Linked DNA regions of Homo sapiens: region 2 is linked to region 1. A link is an interaction called in ENCODE POLR2A ChIA-PET data of the cell type or tissue named here. Cell type or tissue: OCI-LY7. All regions are shown on one strand. Each heading gives the region's core, and the rest is flanking DNA. Links, peaks and the distances in the headings are about the cores only.

Evidence for each region. ChIA-PET counts read pairs that join two places held together with the same protein. Peaks named below come from ENCODE experiments on the same cell type or tissue, not always from the same donor. Only the 100,000 strongest peaks of a DNase experiment are listed, where the experiment ranks them.
Region 2: POLR2A ChIA-PET joins it to region 1 with 5 read pairs; 2 of 35 experiments call an interaction of 5 or more read pairs at or near these places.

Annotation. Positions count from the first base shown.
Region 1 is chr9:98,376,672-98,382,687 of GRCh38, forward strand. The region is part of intron 11 of GABBR2 (gamma-aminobutyric acid type B receptor subunit 2); the gene reads right to left. Among named protein-coding and RNA genes, the nearest start is that of TBC1D2, 120 kb to the left of the region's middle. In OCI-LY7, for the core only: no CTCF peak of the experiment used is centred there; a DNase peak (open chromatin) is centred at 3,480.
Region 2 is chr9:98,764,021-98,768,277 of GRCh38, forward strand. It overlaps ANKS6 (ankyrin repeat and sterile alpha motif domain containing 6), which reads right to left. Exons shown (of 15, transcript NM_173551.5): 11 at 4,061-4,230. Among named protein-coding and RNA genes, the nearest start is that of ANKS6, 30 kb to the right of the region's middle. In OCI-LY7, for the core only: no CTCF peak of the experiment used is centred there; no DNase peak of the experiment used is centred there.

The DNA of each region.
Region 1 (6,016 bases), core at 2,091-4,590:
GAGCAGCCTCTAGAAACAGCCCCAGAAGACCCCGTCTTGCTCAGGGTCTTCTGGGTAAGACCTGTATAGAAAATCTTCTCTGGAGCTTAGAGTACAGCAGAGCCTTTCTGGGGGAACGGTGCAGGGGGCAAAGGTGACTCAGGACCCACAGGAGTACTTTGGAACCCGAGTCAGGGCCTAGGGGCCATCTTAGAAGCCTTGGGGCAAATCAGAGAGAGGTTTCTCCTCTGGGAGGAGAAATTTCTGAAAGGCACCCCGTCTGGGCCCTTTCTGAAGGACTCCACTCCTCAAGGCCCTTGAAGCCAACAAACTCCAAGAACTTGGCTCAAAGACCCGATCACAGGCCGAAATTCAGCTCCTGCCCCTGAAGCCAACACCCTTGTGTAGTGCAGAAAGTGCACAACTGCCCTTGGCAGCCTTGGCTCAGGCCACAGAACAATGCAGAATGAGCAAGAGGCCTTTCTTCCTGTTCCCCCACAACCCCAGAAGGTGCCTCAGGACTGGAGGTTGGGGAGCTTTTTGGAAACGCAGCATTCTCAGATGGGTAGTGGCAGGAGGGGGTGGGGTGTGGTGGGGAGGGGGCTGCTGTGTGCCTTCATACAGCTCTGTGGACAGAAGACGTGGACAAGTGGGCGTCAGGGCCAGAGAGGAAGGACTGAGTGGCCACACCATGTGATTGCAGCTGTTGAGAATTCTGTGGGCAAGTATGGTGTATCATTTAGGACTTCCAGAAATAACTGGAGCTCACTCAGAGGGGTCCCTTATTTTAAGTCTTCCCTGATTTGTCCCTTGCTTCTGGGCCTTACCCACTCCCCTAGGCCTGTCTCTGCCAGTGTACACAACATAGTAAATGGGAACTGTTTGTTTACTTAGGTTTTCAATCTACACTGCCAGCTCCTCGAGGACCATGCTCTGTGCCTAGCAGGTGCCTGGGAATGTTATCATATGAATGAATGAATTGTGGGAACAAGAGTGCTGAGCAGAGCCAGGGGTTGGAGTGGCCCACATGTGGGGTGTCTGGAAGGGAGGCCATCATCTGCTTATTGGCTCAGGAGTCTGGGGAGTCCCTGGTTCCCCACTCAGCCCCCTCCTCTGGAAGGGAGTTGGGGGTGGGGAGGCCACTGTCATCAAGCGGGCATCTGTACCCCATCCAGGACTCCAGTTGGCCCAATCAGGCCCTGTGACAGCCAGTCCCTGTGACCCTCTCCTTGAGCTGGTCTGGACCTGCCAGGCAAGGCCACCACCAAACCCTGTGGGTATCTCCTAGCCCAGCCTTCCTGCTGCCTTCTGAAATCACAAAGCATGTTACCATGGCCAGCCATGACAGCCACCTGCAGAAACAGCCCCAAACCCACATTATTACATTGTTTTACTTCTCAACTGCCTCAAAAAGAAAACCCCATGCAACAACAACAACAAAACCACAGATTTATGGCCTTTTAACTAAAAATGTTTCATTAATTCCTACCAGACTTGAATTTACTGGGAGGCCAAGTGGGTGTTCCTAGGCAGCCTTTACCTTTCTAGTTAGAGTTAGAAAATCCCAGTACCTCTAGGAGGGCAGGAAGAGGGCATCACACTCCCCAGTCCAGTGTCTGGGCCTCCCCTGCCCCACCCCTGCCTAGCTGCCATCCATCTGAGCAGAGTGAAGAGGCCGAAGGGGTGCTTCGGGACTCGAACCCCACCCTGCCAGCTGTGATGGAACCGCCCTGCTTCCCGAGGTTCGAGGGTGGGGGCCACAATCCAGTGTCTTCCAGCCCAGGAGCTCCTTCCCTCCCACAGCTGGGCCCCAGGAGACCAGGCTTCTGGTGCTCCCATTTATCTTACACAATCAGTCTCCAAGAGACAAACACAAAAATAAAGCATCAGGTACTAATCTTATCCCTGCTCTTCCAAGTGCGGTCTGGGGATGTGGCATCAGCATCCCCTGAGAGTGTGTCAGGAATGCAGAGGCCCCCTTCTAGACCCGCTGCATTCCATCCAGACCCCCAGGTGGCTCAGTGCACACTGAGTAGCACTGTCTGTGCATGCAGGAGCTGGGATGGGGGCCACCCTTTGGCAAGGGGAGGAGGGTTGGGGCAGATAGGAACCAGAAGGAGACAGGGAGGGCCTCTGGGATGCTGATAAGGTCCTGCTTCTTGATATGGATCCTGGATTCACAGTTGAGTTCAGTTTGTGAAAATTCACTGAGTGCCACACTTATAATATACATACTTTTTTTAAGTAGAAAAGTAGATAAAAGAGTTGGGGTGGTCAGCAAGTAGAGGCAGCTGGGAGCTAAAGCTGAGTCACGCTCTTCTGAGCGTCCCTCAGGGCAGCCCTGGGCCAAACTGGCTTCTTAGGCCAGATTCCAACCACTACATGGCCGCAGCATCCTCAGAGGTCCCGTCTGTGTCATTCTTACCTCCCTTGCTGCCTGCCCCAAAGCCCCTTTCAGCACTCAAGGTGGCAGAGGCAACCACCAGCTTGGCTTTGACTTAGGCAGGACCCAAGTCTGTTCCCGCCCCAGTTTTGGTAGAGCAAGGCCACAGAAGGCCAGAAGTTGCCATGGGTACCTACACCAAGCTGGCCAGCATCAACCGGTTTTCCCAGCCTCTTCTTTTTTATCTTTTTTTGAGACAGGGTCTCCCTCTGTCACCCAGGCTAGAGTACAGTGGCACGATCTTGGCTCACTGCAACCTCTGCTTCCCAGGTTCAAGTGATTCTCCTGCCTCAGCCTCCTGAGTAGCTGGGACTATAGGCGTCTGCCACCATGCCTGGCTAATCTTTGTATTTTTAGTAGAGATGGGATTTTACTATGTTGGCCAGGTTGGCCTCGAACTCCTGACCTTAGGTGATCCACCCGCCTCAGCTTCCCAAAGTGCTGGGATTACAGGCATGAGCCACCGCACCTGGCCTCCCAGCCTCTTTATCCCAAGTTTACTCTGCTTTATCAGTGTCTCTCTTAATGGTATCCAGAGGTGAACACAATTATCCAGACATAGTCCCATCATTCGTTCATACATAATGATAACAGCTAAGATGTATGAAGCCTTACTGTGTGACAGGCACTAGATGCTTTACATACATGATCTCATTTAATCCTCACAACCCTATTATTATCATCCCCATTTTACAGAAGAGGAAACTAAGGTTCAGAGATGTTAAATAGGGTAAACAAAAGCCACTGAATTGTACACATTAAAAGGGCAAAATTTATGGTATGTGGATTATATCTTAATTTAAAAAAATCTGAGACAAAAATTTTGGTAATATTGGCTGGGATAGGTGGTTACCAGATCCCTAAGAACTTAGTTGACTTTTTTTTTTTTTCTGGTATAAGCCAGCTAATAAAAAATCAGAATAGTCTTGCTTTCTAATGAAACATCTCAATCATCTTTGTGGTCCAACAGAGCTAGTTTTAAACTTCTTCCCTGCTGCCTAGCAGTGTGTGACAGGGCTTCCGTTTTCTGCTCCGTCAGGTGGGGACAGTGAACTTGGCCTTGTCAGGTGGTTGTGAACGAAAGGCTGCCCCTGGCTGAAAGCTGGCCTTGGTGACTCGCAGAGGCTGAGGGCACAGGCTCGGGAGTTAACAGGAAGCTGTTACTACCCCACGCCCAGGAATGCTTCTGAGAGCCCAGGAAGCTGCGTGAGGCCCACGCTGGGATCTAAGGTCCGCCTGGAGCCTCCTCATCCTGTCTGCAAAGCCCCTTCTTACTCCTCCCCCGCTCGAGCTGGGGTTTCTGCCTCAGATCCACAAGGAAGGCAAGTGCTTTTTCTCATCCCCACCTGCTGGACTCCTTGTCTGGGCAGACAGGGGCTGGGATCCCAGAGCCGGGTCAGCTCAGCTGCCGGGGTCCATCCCTTCCCCCTGGCACTGGGGCCCTGGCCACGCCCAGCACTGTCCTTGCAGACAGCTCCACGTCCACAGGGGCCACGTTGCTATGGTGACTCCACTACCCGCACAGTGTCCAGGGAGACAGCACGGGGTATAGCTGGAGCTGTTCTCAAGACTTGGAGAAACCGGCACTGACAGTCTGGGAAGATTCTGGAAAGGGTCAGAGGGAGTGGGGGATGGGAACTAAGAGAAACTGCATCCCTAGGAGTAGCACTGTGTGTGGGTGAATCTGTGTGCACGCACTCACACACGCACCCACCCTCGTCCGAGCAGAGGTGTAGCCCCTAGAGAGGCCTAATCTTGTGACTGTCATAGGTTTCTGCCTGAGGGGGTATTCATGGTTTCTCACTGTGTTAAGCTGCTATTTTGAAAACTAAAAGGGAGAAAAAAGCGGCATGTATATGGCAGCAGAGCAGACAGAACTGTGACTTCGGCTGCGCCATGTCTGAACCTGGTCTCATGGTCTACCTTGTCCCCTGTCCTTTAAGATTTACAGAACCCAGTGTGGGACACCAGGAAATTACACTGTGACGAGGATGCAAGGTGACAAGCTGTGATGCCTATCCCTCCTCCTACATCCCTCCATGCAGCACTCTCCCTGAGTTCCAGGCGGCTTGTCTGAATCGTCTTGTTTAACCCACACTGCAATCCTGCAGAGGGAAAACTGTTATGCTCATTTTACAGATGAGAAAACTGAGGTTAAGTCACTTGCTGCAGTCAGGAGCTAGTAAGTGGAGGAGGTGGCAGTCGAATGCAGGCTGTTGTTGGAAGATCCGTGATCACTACACCATAGGGGCCTGCTTCTCCTTGCAGCTCCCCACTCGGTGGGAGTTTGCTGGGAGCAGCCTTCTAGGTCCGAAGGACAGAATCCATGGCACCAAGTGAAATTAAGGAGCTGCCCACCCTGGAATAGCAGGTGGAATACAACCCAAATTGTACCCATCAGGCACTGGTACTTAGGCCCTAAATTCAAGAGCTTTCACTTCCTCTTCCTGGGCAATATTGAGAATTAGTAAATAAATGGCCCCAGCCCTAACCCATGTACACCTCTGTGCTGACCCGATTCAGTCCGGGGTAGATAATCTATGCCTTTTCCCCACAGTCATGCATGTGGACTCCCCTTTGTAGAGCTTCTAAAACAGCCTTGACTGCAAATAAATTAATTCTCAGGGGCAGCAAGAACTGGGCCCTAATATCTTTTCGGGCCCTCATTTTCAGAGCCGATGCTGATTTGTAAAGCGCTTTATGATTTATTCATATCAGCCTTCCCCGGCTTCCCAGGACAACCTTCCCCTCACACAAATGAGCGTGACTCCCAGAATAGAACATCAGGCTTCATTAAAAAGAAAAGCCCTGGGTGTGGGGGATGTCCCTGTTTTTGCTCCCTAGCCTGCGTCACCCTGTGGTTGTTGAATTCAGGTCAAACTTGAGAAAGCACCTGTGCTTTCATAGCCTTTGGCTTGTGAACAAGGCGAGATGTCAGGAACTTCTTTCTGGGAAGGAGAGAGTTTCTAAAGGCTGGGCAGCCCTTCATGTCTGCTGCAGGAATCTCTGCAGTGAAGATTGAATGCCTCAGGACACCTGAGGCATTCCCAGGTGTCCAACAGCAAGTGATGAGGAGATGGGCAGAGTGGCCCCCGGGAAGGACTGGGGCCATGGCAGAATGAGGGTAGGGTTTTGCTCCACCGGTTCTCAACCTGGGGAACAAGGCAAGCCCCTTGCCTCTCAGGGATGCCACTGAGAAACTGGAGTTGCCAAACTTGCCCCCAGTATCTTTTTTTTTGAGACCGAGTCTCGCTCTGTCGCCCAGGCAGGAGTGCAGTGGCACGATCTCGGCTCACTGCAAGCTCCGCCTCCCAGGTTCACGCCATTCTCCTGCCTCAGCCTCCTGAGTAGCTGGGACTACAGGCGCCCGCCACCTCGCCCAGCTAATTTTTTGTATTTTTAAGTAGAGATGGGGTTTGCCATGTTGGCCAGGTTGGTCTTGAACTCCTGGCTCCAGGTGATCTACCCGCCTCGGCCTCCCAAAGTGCTGGGATTATAAGCATGAGCCACTGCACCCGGCCCCAGTACCATTTCCATTACTGTAATCATCACTGTGTCCTAAAACTTGGGGAGGAAGCCTAAGCACAGATGGAA
Region 2 (4,257 bases), core at 1,758-4,257, 390 kb after region 1:
CCTGGCAAATTTTATCAAACATCTAAGGAAAAGGTAATAAGAATTCTACACAGTATCTTCTAGAAAACTAGAAGAGGAGACAATACTTCCCAATTCATTTTATGAGCCAACGTGACAGTTTTTTCTTTCAGTACTTTAAAGATGTCACAACACTGTCTTTGATTTGCATGATTTCTGACAAAAAGTCTGCTGTAATTCCTATTTTTGTTTCTCTGTATGTAATTTCTTTCAAGAAAAGGCTGCCTTCAAGATTTTCTCTTTGGCTTGTTTTCAGTAGTTTAAACATAATATGGAGGGGTACATTCTTTTTGGTATTTACCCTATTGAGCATTCTGTGAACTTCCTGGATCTGTGGTTTGGCATCTGTCATTAATTTGAGAAAATTCTCAACCATTATTTCTTTTCATTTTTTAAGCATTATTTCTTTACATATTCCTTCTGCCCCACCTCTCTCTCTTCCTGTAGGGATTCCAATTACCTCTATGCTGTGGCATTTGATATCATGCCATGACTACTGAGTACTGATGTTTTATATGTGTTTCTTCTTTCTTCTCTTGTGATTCAGTTGGGGTAAACTCTACTGACCTAACTTCAAGTTCACTGACTCTTTCCCTGGCGGCCTCAAGTCTACTGAGGTGCCTGTCAAAGGTATTTCTCAACTCCATTACTGTTTTATTTCTAACATTTCCATTGGGTTCTTTCTTATAGTTTCCATCTCTCTACTAAAATAGTTACCCATATGATCTTGCATGTTGTTTATACCTTCTATTAGGACCTTTAACATATTAATCACAGTTATTTAAAATTCCCTGTCAAATATTCTAACACCTTTGTCAGATCTGATTATCATGATTGCTTCATTTCTAAGGAGTGTGGTTTTTCTTGACTTTTTGTATGTCTTGTAAATTTTGCTAAAAATTGGACATATTATATAGTAGAGTATAGACTAAGATTTCTAAGCATAAATGGATATATCTTTCTTCCTACTAAGCCTTTAATGCTCCTTCTAGCTGATTATATGCCTGAGTGGAAAAAGAAGACCCTCCCTGAGGTTTTGAAAGACTTGCCAAAAAGCTGGCTATACTACTAATAAATTCTCTCTTTTCTCTGCTCTTTCCATGAAGACAGACAATCCCAAATAGAATCTCTGATAAAGCAGGAGATAATTAGTATATCCCCACAGATCTATTCCAGCCAAAAGCAAAGAAACATGATACTCTGGACCATATGGGCAACATACTGGGGAAGAGGTGGGTAAATATAAGATTATTTGGGATTCTGTGAAATATTTGAATTGTTCTCAATATCCGTTGAGTGGTAGGCTGATTGTGTTAATGACATCATCTCTACCCCTCCCTCTGTATGTAGTTCTGTGTGCTCTCCTGCCACAGGCATACTAACTTGCTTAAACAACCTGATTGGCTTTCAACCCATGCCTTCAGCCACTGCCCTGAGAACATGTCCAAGCTTGTTGTAGACACATGTGGCTCAGTTGTCCTGGCCACCTCAGCCACCAGCCAGGTGAGTGATCCTGCAGACCAGAGAACTGCCCACATAAGTCCAGATTAAACTGCTGACCCACAGACACACAAGCAGCTAAGTAATGTTTTTGTTTGAAATGACTGAGCTTTAAGGTAGGAATAGAAAGCTGATATATCTAGTAGGCCTTTAGGCCTCCAGAGATCTGGGAAGTATTGGTGCACACTCTAACGCCACCTATGCTGTGTCTCTTGGAACTCATATCACACTGATTCACGGCCCTGCTAGATGCCATGCCTTGTGGATATTCCACCATTACAGCGAGTTATTTTAAGCAAAGTACAAAAACCAGATTGAGGAGGCTCATATGTTGAATACTAACTTCTAATTTTTACTAAGGTTATCTTTGAAAAAGCACTTCATGTCTCTATCTTGCTGCTGGGATAGAAAGCCCACTTCTGTGTCCTTTGATTTAAGACTGTGGTTTCTATGAGCCCCGGACTGGGCTGGTTCCAACAGATGCTCTGGCAGGAATAACATTCCCCAGACCCTCCCGAGAGCCTCATTCAGGTATGCTGGGGTGGAGCCCAGAAACCTGAATTTTTAGATAGCTCCTCAAGATCATAACATACTATTAACATTATGTTATAAATGTCAGGTGATCATTGAAATGGATGGTTTCCCCAGTTTACTGCTTCCTGAATGCATCTTTTGATACAATCTCCTTTCATGAGAATATACTTATATATAATGTATGATCAATACATCAAAATAATAGTTCATATAATAGAGAATAGTTAATATAATTTATAACTTGGAAATGCCTTATTTCCAATAAAAATTAAAGGAAGCTAACATATAACACATCCAATAAGACCATCAGAATAGAAACAAAATTTTAGACAAGAAACACTATATCAAAGCCTCAAAACAGTAGGCTTCATGAGTAGCTGAGTTTCCTAGTAGCAAAGGCAAAGAAAGAAATACAATAATTCTAAAAATTCTTACTATCTGATAAAATAAAATATATCAAAGTATCAGTAGAGACTTTTTTCCTCACAGCCGAATTATAAAAGGAACTTAATCATATAGGACGTATTACACAAATTATTTTGAAGATAAAAAAATGGAAAATAAGCAAATGTGTAGGGAGAAAATCTTTTTGGAGCTATACTGTGAAAGGAATCTAATTATATAGGTCCTATTGCACAAGGGATCTTGAGTAACAAAAAGAGTTGTGTAACCAAGAGTGGCTGGGCAGAAAATGACTATTTCTCATACAGTACATGTACATCCTGGGAGCATAAATCTCTGGAGGCGCTTCTTTGGTGGGCAAAGGTCCATGGATGAGGGAGGCTTTCTGTGTTTGGACTTTTCTCACTGAAGGAAGCTTATGACATCTAAGAACTATGAAGAGTGGGGTTTTGCCTGGACATAGAGTCCCCTCAGAGGAGGAAAGGGTTATGCTGCACTACTGGGGAGTCACTTGGTGGAGGAGCCAGCTCACACTCACGACTAGGAACCCGCACTCTGGGGGCTCACCCAGAAATCAACCAAGGCAAAGAGGTTCAGGAGGCAGAGGCAGAGTCTGAAGACACTAAAAAACTTCTTGTTCCAGGAAGGCATCTAGGTTTTCTTGCTTACTGCATTATCTGTAGATGCTAACAATGTGGTGACTGTTCTCTGGCTGCATTAATGGAAGCACAGTGCCCAGAAGCAGGGAGACAAGGTCCCGGCTCTGTCCTGCTCATGTCCTTCCTTCAGCTCCTCCCTTAGGCCACGCTGTCACCTCTGGAGTGCTACACAAGTTGTTCCCTCACACCAGAACAGTTGCACCAACACCCCTGGCCCACCCACACCCCTTTTACCTGGCTCCATTCTCATCCTTCAGATCCCCATCCAGATGGCCCTGATGCCCTCAAACCTGGGTAGGGCCCCCCACCTGTGCCCCTACAGCATCCTTCCTGCTCCACAACAACCCCTATCACACTGAGCTGTGACTGCCTGTGTCCTTAGAGCGGTTGCCAAATTTCCCAGTTCACAGTTGGATCCTTACTGTTAGCTGTGCCAGGCACAGAGCAGATGCTCCCAGGATGTATACAGTGGATGAATAAGGTTGAAGGACAACAAAGACCACTAAGAACGCTGTCAACAGGAACAGCCAACACGGACATGAGCTTATCCTGTGCCAGGCCCTGTTCTAAATGCTGAGGTGTGGGGCTGAGAGCTGAACCCAGGCAGGTTGCTCCTCAACTCATGCTCTTAAACCATTCATCCTCATCAATGAACAAATGTGTGCAGTGTGAGGCTGGGTGACCTGTGGGACTGCAGGAAGTGGGTGTGTACCCTGCCACTGTGCAGCAGCCCAGTGCCCCTCAAACCTGGAGATGTGAGGGGAGGTAAACGCCTGGTGCGGAGGACCATTTCAGCCCTTCTCATGCAGCCCAGGAGTGGCTGGCTGGAAGGGGCCTGTCTTTAGTCCTGTCCCATGACTAAGGCACTGCCCATGCTTCCCGGCAAGTGGCCCATGTTAGAACAGAATCTGTGAGTGTAACAGGAGGAGGCCACACAAAACAAGCACCTTGCCAACAGGAGCGCTGCCACCTGCAGGGGAGGCTGGAAGCTCAGACGGGCTGGACCCCGGTGCTGGCCCCACAGGGCTTGACCGATGGCTGGGTTTCTGCTCCAATAATCCGGCTGCTTTTTTCCTCTGGGCAGCGATTTGGGACAAGACATTGTCTATGCTGCCACCTGAGGAAACACAAAATGAGTGAACAC